Linked DNA regions of Homo sapiens: regions 2 and 3 are each linked to region 1. Evidence: chromatin contacts called from ENCODE Hi-C or POLR2A ChIA-PET data. All regions are on one chromosome and are shown on one strand. Each heading gives the region's core, a stretch centred on a gene start or an enhancer-like site at or near the end of the contact. The rest is flanking DNA. Distances are from core to core; before and after follow the strand shown.

Region 1 (2,700 bases), core at 78-2,577:
CCTCGTGATCCACCTGCCTCGGCCTTCCAAAGTGCTGGGATTATAAGCATGAGCCACCGTGCCCAGCAGGTATAACTGTTATTTCTTTTAGGAGATTACATCTTTCATCAATATGAAGTCTATTTTATCCCACACTAATATGGCTATGGTACTTTCATTTTGTCAGCATTTGTCCAAGATAAACTTTTCCACCTTTTTATTTTATTGTCACTTCCTGGATTATTTTGATTTAGATATGCCCTTTATAAAAATCATATAGGTGGGCTGGGCACAGTGGCTCACATCTGTAATCCCAGCACTCTGGGAGGCCCAGGCGGGTGGATCACAAGGTCAGGAGATGGAGACCATCCTGGCTAACACGGTGAAATCCCGTCTCTACTAAAAATACAAAAACAAAATTAGCCGGGTGTAGTGGTGGGCGCCTATAGTCCCAGGTACTCGCGGGGCCGAGGCGGGAGAATGGCGTGAACCTGGGAGGCAGAGCTTGTAGTGAGCCGAGATCGTGCCACTGCACTCCAGCCTGGGCAACAAAGCAAGACTCCAGCTCAAAAAACAAACAAACAAAACATATAGATGAATTTGTTTTGTTTCCACCCAGGTTCCTTGTAATACAGAACATGCATTCTGAAGCCAGCTTAAGCATATTAAGCACTTTCAGCCGCTCCCTTGGTAATTGATTGCACTACAGATTTTGCTGGGGAGATCCCTTTTCAGAGAGAGCTTAGTTAAAACGTTGAGTCAGGCATTCCCCCAACCGTCCTAAATTTCCAGTTAGCAGTAAGCCAACTAAAAAGATTTCAAACACTCACCAACGGCCTCAACAAACACAGCTAAAGAAAGTAGTTCTTTTGTAAGGTCTATGCCAGGAAAAGGGCTGAAAACTTTTTCCCCTCATACCTAAATCTACCTCAAATTAAAAAAAAAAAATCTTAACAGACACATTTAGTTTAGCTGAAACAAGATCAAATGTCAATGCATGGGCTGTGCCACAGGCTCTTCCAGCAAAATAAAAGCGTACTGCTGTGTTAGTGCCTGGATCGCATGCAGATTCTCTTTTCGTATTTCTTGGCAATGTCTGGTGACTAACCCTTGACATGTGTCTGCTGACATCTGCAACATAATCACACTGGCAAGTCACTCAGTCACATGCAAACTGCAGCCCCTCCAGTTTATCATGTGATTGAATATGGGTGAATTTGTGTTTTTAAACAATAAGGCAGGAAGTGATGGTTTTCCTGTTGGCAATAAAGTGAATATTTATGTGGTTTTTCTATTTTGTCTTTTTTTTTTTTTTTTGAGACAGAGTCTCACCCTGTTGCCCAGGCCGGAGTGCAGCAGCGCAATCTCGGCTCACTGCAATCTCAGCCTCCTGGGTTCAAGCTATTCTCCTGCCTCGGCCTCCTAAGTAGCTGGGATTACAGGTGCCTGCCACCACAACCAGCTAATTTTTATATTTTTAGTAGAGACAGGGTTTCGCCATTTTGGCCAGGCTGGTCTTGAACTCCTGACCTCAGGTGATCTTCCCGCCTTGGCCTCTCAAAGTGCTGGAATTACATGCATGAGCCACCGCACCCGGCCTAAATAAGCAGTTTTATTGTAGTATGATTTTTTTTTTTTTTTTTTTTTTTGAGACAGAGACCCTTTCTGTCGCCCAGGCTACAGTGCGGTGGTGCGATCTTGGCTCACTGCAACCTCCACCTCCCAGGTTCAAGCGATTTTCCTGCCTCAGCCTCCCAAGTAGCTGGGACTACAGGTGCACACCACCACACCTGGCTAATTTTTGCATTTTTAGTAGAGATGGGGTTTTACCACATTGGTCAGGCTGGTCTTGAACTCCTGACCTTGTGATCTGCCTGCCTCAGCCTCCCAAAGTGCTGGGACTACAGGCATGAGCTCTCATGCTCGGCCTATTGTAGTATGATTTACATGCAACAAAACTCACTCATGTAAGTATACGGTCCAATGAGTTTTGACAAATATATAGAGCATGTAACCATCAACACAATCAAGATTCAGAATACTTCCATCAACCCCCAAATCCCATCAACCCCAATATAATTACCCTTTCCCTGACTCCTCACTGGCCCTGGAAAATCCTGATCTGCTTCTGTCACTGTAGTTTTTTGCCTTTTTTTTTTTTTTTCTTTTTTTTTTGAGATAGGGTCTCACTCTGTCGCCCAGGCTGAAGTGCAGTAGCACAATCTCGGCTCATTGCAAGCTCCGCCTCCCGGGTTCAAGCCATTCTCCTGCCTCAGCCTCTCAAGTAGCTGGGACTACAGGTGCCCACCACCACACCTGGCAAGTTTTATTTATTTACTTATTTATTTTTTACAGAAACAGAGTCTCACTCTGTCACCAAGGCTGGAGTGCAGTGGTGCGATCTCACCTCACTGCAACCTCTGCCTCCCGAGTTCATGCCATTCTCCTGCCTCGGCCTCCCAAGTAGCTAGGACTACAGGTGCCCACCACCACACCCAGCTATTTTTTTGTATTTTTAGTGGAAACGGGGTTTCACCATGTTAGCCAGGATGTCTTGATCTCCTGACCTCGTAATCTGCCCGCCTCGGCCTCCCAAAGTGCTGGGATTACAGGCTTGAGTCACTGTGCCTGGCCTGACATTATATTTTAAAGAATTTTTTTTTTTTTTTTTTAAGAAAGGATCTGGCTCTGTCACCCAGGCTGGGGTATGGTAGCACAATC
Region 2 (2,700 bases), core at 72-2,571, 630 kb before region 1:
AGTAATAAATACCTACGCAGGGAGAGGATGTGTGCTTGTCATCTGCCTTCTGGAAAATTAAATACAGGCACAAAGGATTCTTCAGCTACATGTCTGATCCTGCCCTCCACAATACCCGTCTACAGGGATGTTTACAGGGATGTGTTAATCCCCACGTAATGGGGATTGCCTATTGAAATAACCTCCCAGTAAGGATTTTTTTGGGCAAAATATTCTCGTTTGGCAATTTCGACTTACTGATTCTTTTGCAAAGTCAACTTGTTTCTGGGCAAACTTTAAAAATAAACTCCTAAGGTAGCATTTAGCTAGCAGCTAGCACATCCTAAATCGTGTCTAGATTTAACTTACACAATATGTGCTTTGCTTTTTTCCTAATTTGCAACAGAAAATAGTAATCAGCTGGTAGTTTCAGAAATCACCCTTTTGCTGAGTCTTAAATTTTTTTTTATTCCAGGGAAACGTGAAGATTGTGGGGCGCTATTTTTTTTTTTAAAGCAAACCACACAGCATATCTGGCCACCTAAAACACAAAGTGTTTGAAACTAACCGTAAGATTTCCTTTCTGCTCGCCCAACCTGTCACTGGAAACGCAGTATTCATTTGTAACCAGCTTTGGAGCAGGGCTTTTAAAAATAACGTTTTCTTGCTAAAGTCCCCAAAAATCTCTTGATTCTTGGTGGCAATGTCCAGTTGAGTCTTTGCACACACTGTATTTTTGCCAACTGGGTCGCAACTTTGCGAGAACTCCGGGGGACCTCGTAGGAAGCCAGGTTGGCAGTTATTTTTTTCTCCACTTGCCACTAGGTTGCACTAGATTTAGGATGCTGGGGAATATGCGCCATTTAATTTTTAAAAATAAAGTAGGACCATCACGTGACGAGACCCGAGAGAGGAAAAAAAAAAAGCCGAAGGGACAGGGTTTTTCATTGAAATCCCGTTCAAATCGCCTTCCCTCCAAAGCCTGAAAGAGCTGAATTCTATTAAATCCTGGTTGGCAGGTTTTTTCCTCGGGTCCACGTCACGAGCTCATTCTCCGCTTCAAGGTTCCTTTCGACTCCACAACGTGAAGCCAGGGGGAAGGCCTCCTTAAACTGGGGGTTTTCGCCAAAAAAGCCAGGGTCACCCCCCGGGAAAGTCCCTATTTAGGGGTTTATCGGGAGGGGACTGAGCCTGACGAGGCTGCAGGGCCGCGAGGCCCCGCCCCCCCCGGGGTTCCCAGCATGCCCCGCGCGGACAGGACGCGGCGGCGGAGGCGGGGCGAGGAAGGGGCGGGGCGAAGAGGAGAGAAGGGCGTCGGTTTTGCGACAGGGGCGGTGCGGTGCGGAAGCGGAAGTGAAGGGTGCGCTTGGCGGCGGCGGCGGGAGCTGCGGAGTCGGGAATCAAAACAAAGGGCCTGGGGGGGGCGGGGGGAAGGCGGCGGGGCCGGAATGTGAGCGGAGGTGGAGCCGGCGGCAGAGGTGAGTTTGCAGACAGTCCTGCGACCAGACCCCGGCAGGCTCTGCTCCGAGGCCAGCGGGGCGGGACGGAGGACAGTGTCCCCTCTTTCCCCGCCTATTGCTGGTGGGATGGTGGTGGAGAGGGGAGGTTAGCTAACTGGGACGCGCCAGTTGGGCCCCCCACGAAAGAGTTGGCTTGTCTCCCTTTCGGGTCCATTCACTACTGTCACTGTTGGCGCCGCTGTTCCCCTTCGAGGGCATTTGGCTCCCCGCCCGCCCCTGTCTGACCCCTGGTGGGGCCCTCCAGGAGTGAAGTGCACAGCTGGAAGGTTAAGAGAGAAGGAAAGGGGCGGGTGTTTTTGCAACACACTCCCCCCTCCCCGGCCGTTTTGCATTCTCCTCGGCCTTTTAGCAACACATAGGGTGTAGTCTCAGGGTTGACAATGTCTAGGGCTTCAGCCACTCTCACTAGTAGTTGTAACGCGACCTCGTGATACACCTTTTAGAGTTTCTCAAGCACCTTTCCGGTATTACCAAGAGCTGTCCAATTGCATTTGTGTCTTTTGGACTTCTCTGAGCGGTAAATATTCTTCTCTTTTGCATATCGGTGTATTGAAACCTAAACTGTTTTCCTATTTATTAAGCTTTATTCGTTCAACAGTTATTTATTAAAATATGCCAGGCATTGTACTAAGGACAGGAGTTGGAATAGTGGATAAGAAAACATAGTCTCTGCTGTCATGGAGTTTATAGCCTAATGGGGGAGAAAGATAATAAAATAAGCTAAAAAGGCCGTTTTGGACAGAAGAGCTATGGGGGAGAAAACGGTAATGGGATGGGGTGGTGTGGGGTCAAAGACTAGATTGGGTGCTAAGGAAACAACATTTGCTAAATGTTCCCCGTGGATTACCTCATGTAATCCAAACAACGGCCTTGTAAGGTGGTTTCTATTATTATCACACCCATTTTAGAGATGGGATCTGAGGTTCAGAGAGGTTGTGAGTTGTCCAAAGCTGCACCGCAGTCAAATTGGAGACCAAAATGCAGACAGTCGACAGAGCCTATGCTCTCCTCATTGAATTGGTCAAAAGACTTGAAGAGAGTGACAGAAAGGAGACTGTCGCTCAAGTCAAACAGAACCTGCTTTTGGCTACCTAAGTTGCTTCGTGGATGGTATTTGGGAAGTTTTCAGGGTGCAGGCACCTGAAAGTTTTTACTTTTAATCGCTTGTATTGAGCAGTATTGAAGGCACCTTGATGTAGTG
Region 3 (2,700 bases), core at 111-2,610, 670 kb before region 1:
GGCGGGTGGATCACAAAGTCAGGAGATCGAGACCATCTTGGCTAACATGGCGAAACCCCATCTCTACTAAAAATACAAAAAAATTAGCCGGTTCGTGGTAGCGGGTGCCTGTTGTCCCAGGTACTCGGGAGGCTGAGGCCAGGAGAATGGCATGAACCTGGGAGGCGGAGCTTGCAGTGAGCCAAGATTGTGCCAATGCACTCCAGCCTGGGTAACAGAGCTAGACTCTGTCTTAAAAACAAACAAAAAAAACCCATATTTAGTATAACAGCAAAATATTGCAATAATTTGTGACTATGAAAGCTGTTAATTTCATGTGCAGTTATTGAGAACCTGAAAATACTTAAATAGGAAAACAGATTTTCAGTAAATATAAAGAGATATACTGGTTAGATAACTAAGAACATATCCTTTTTGAGCCAAAAAATGCTTTAAAAGTCCATGGAATTGGCTGGGCACAGTGGCTCATGCTTGTAATCCCAACACTTTGGCAAGCCGAGATGGGAAGATTGTTTGAATCCAGGAGTTTGAGACCAGCCTGGGAAACACTGTGTGACCCCATCTCTTTAAAAAAAAAAAATGTGTAAGTTGGACTGGGTGTGAGAGCTAACGGCTATAATCCCAGCACTTTGGGAGGCCGAGGTGGTGGATCGCTTGAGGTCAGGACCATGGTGAGACCCCATTTCTACTAAAAATAGAAAAATTAGCTGGGCATAATGGCACATGCAATGTAGTCCCAGCTACTCGAGAGGCTGAGGCAGGAAAATCATTTGAACCTGGGAGGCAGAGGCTGCAGTGAGCTAAGATCGCACCACTGCACTCCAGCCTGGGCTACAGAGCAAGACTCTGTCTCAAAAATAAATAAATAAAATAAAATGAAAAACTTATGAAAAGAGTAAAACTAGATTAAATCTATTTGAATTTTTGTAAAACTTTTTGGCATCTTAGTACTCATATGAAACAAAGTAACCTTTAGGAAATGTATTTAATTTTTAGTTACTTCCAATTAGGTCCTGCACACTTTTCAAGGTTATTCTTATACAAAGTGCCTGTCCTCAGTTAAAAGTGAGTAGTTTCGTTTGAGGGACGTATAGAAGAAGGACCATGAGAGCAATCAAACAGCTGATGGTGCTGAGAAACTCTTGTTCTTGGAGAAGACTGTCAAACGTTCTAAATATAACTATTAAACTTGCACAAAATTGTAACATTTTCAAGTCTTTAAAATAAAGCTTTGGAGCCTAGGCAACATGGAGAAACCCGGTCTTTACAAAGAATACACAAATTAGTGAGTCATGGTGGCACATGACTGTAGTCCCAGCTACTGGGGAGGCTGAAGTGATCGTGCCACTGCACTCCAGCAGGGGCGACAGAGAGAGACCTTGTCTCAAAACATAAATACATAAAACTTTGGTGACCTAGAACTTTATTGATTCTATAATGGTGAACTGGGCTTCTACCTCATCCGATTTTTAACACTAAACTATTCAGCATTTGGCCAAATTGTATTAACAAAAACAATGCACGTTTAGTACAAAAATAAAAATAGAAAAGAAAGAAAAAACAAAAATACTACAAGAAAACACTTGGCTAATTGCTTTATAAACCTTGGAGTGCACAAGGCCCTTCTAACTATGACTAAGAAATCTGACTACAAAAAAATCAAATACCAGCCTGGCCAACATGGTGAAACCCCATCTCCGCTAAAAATACAAAAATTAGCCAGGCGTGGCAGTGGGCGCCTGTAATCCCAGCTACTTGGGAGGCTGAGGCAGGAGAATAGCTTGAACCTGGGAGGGTGGAGGTTGCAGTTAGCCGAGATCCTGCACCTGCACTCCAGCCTGGGCCATAGGGCAAGACTCTGACTCAAAACAAAACAAATCAGTAACTCTGTACAATAAAATATACATCAGACAAAGCTGGAAACAAATGACAAACTCCCAATACTGTCCATTCATGTCACAGACAAATATATAAAAATCTCCTAGAAATCATGGGAAAAAAAACAACGAACAACCCAATTTTAAAATATGCCAAAGGCCGGGTATGGTGGCTCATGCCTATAATCCCAGCACTTTGGGAGGCCAAGGTGGACAGACCGAGTCCAGGACTTTGAGACCAGCCTAGGCAACATGGAAAAACCCTGTATCTACAAAAAATACAAAAATTAGCCAGGTATAGTGGCACATGCCTATAGTCCCAGACACTCAGGAGGCTGAGGTGGGAGAATCACTTGCCCCAGGAGGTCAAGGCTCCAGTGAGCTGTAATTGCACCATGGCACTCTACTCTGGGCAATGGAGCGAGGCCCAGTCTCAAAAAAAAAAAAAAAAAAAAAAAAAAAAAAGGCAGTGTTTAACAGTGCTGGCACAACTGGGCTATCCACCTAAAGAAAATAAAAATAAAATTGAACTTGTATCTTATACTAGATACAAAAATAAATTCATTGCAGACTAAGGAATAAGGATACAAAAAAATTAAACAATTAAAAAATATTGCAAAAAAAACACAAAACACATGAACAATCAAGAACCAAGGAGACTTCCCTAGTGAAATCTGCAAACCTAGAAGGTATTTAAAAAAAGATGTAACTGATGACCTAAAAATGAAAAATACATGTATAAAAAATTTTTTTTCAAAAGAGAAAAAAGGAAATATTTGTATGGAAAATGATACAATAGACAAAGTCAACAAACAAAAGATTA

Evidence for each region. A loop is a pair of places that touch in the nucleus more often than their neighbours do. ChIA-PET counts read pairs that join two places held with the same protein, here RNA polymerase II (POLR2A). Pooled maps may share reads with other maps.
Region 2: a pooled map shows a loop between it and region 1 (10-fold over the local background). The contact joins the promoter of MARF1 here to the enhancer-like site in region 1. A Hi-C loop is called at or near these places in 1 of 168 maps with a recorded cell type or tissue (chondrocyte) and 7 of 50 pooled maps. POLR2A ChIA-PET finds 5 or more read pairs at or near these places in 1 of 52 experiments (activated CD4-positive, alpha-beta T cell).
Region 3: a loop to region 1 is called in a map of psoas muscle, with 10 times the contacts of the local background. The contact joins two enhancer-like sites. A Hi-C loop is called at or near these places in 1 of 168 maps with a recorded cell type or tissue (psoas muscle). POLR2A ChIA-PET finds 5 or more read pairs at or near these places in 2 of 52 experiments (activated CD4-positive, alpha-beta T cell and activated T-cell).

Annotation. Positions count from the first base shown.
Region 1 is chr16:15,012,803-15,015,502 of GRCh38, reverse strand. All of the region lies in intron 8 of PDXDC1 (pyridoxal dependent decarboxylase domain containing 1), which reads right to left. Among named protein-coding and RNA genes, the nearest start is that of MIR1972-1, 3.8 kb to the right of the region's middle. RefSeq lists a silencer at 2,388-2,493. Within about 2 kb of position 1,327, at least 15 of the 41 ENCODE cell types and tissues checked have a DNase peak (open chromatin) inside an H3K27ac peak, as active enhancers do.
Region 2 is chr16:15,641,775-15,644,474 of GRCh38, reverse strand. MARF1 (meiosis regulator and mRNA stability factor 1) reads left to right here and starts at 1,321. Exons shown (of 27, transcript NM_014647.4): 1 at 1,321-1,457. It overlaps MIR484 (microRNA 484), which reads right to left and starts at 1,181; the gene lies at 1,103-1,181. It also overlaps a transcript of NDE1 not described here.
Region 3 is chr16:15,680,896-15,683,595 of GRCh38, reverse strand. All of the region lies in intron 4 of NDE1 (nudE neurodevelopment protein 1), which reads right to left. Among named protein-coding and RNA genes, the nearest start is that of NDE1, 32 kb to the right of the region's middle. RefSeq lists an enhancer at 1,170-1,464. Within about 2 kb of position 1,360, at least 5 of the 41 ENCODE cell types and tissues checked have a DNase peak (open chromatin) inside an H3K27ac peak, as active enhancers do.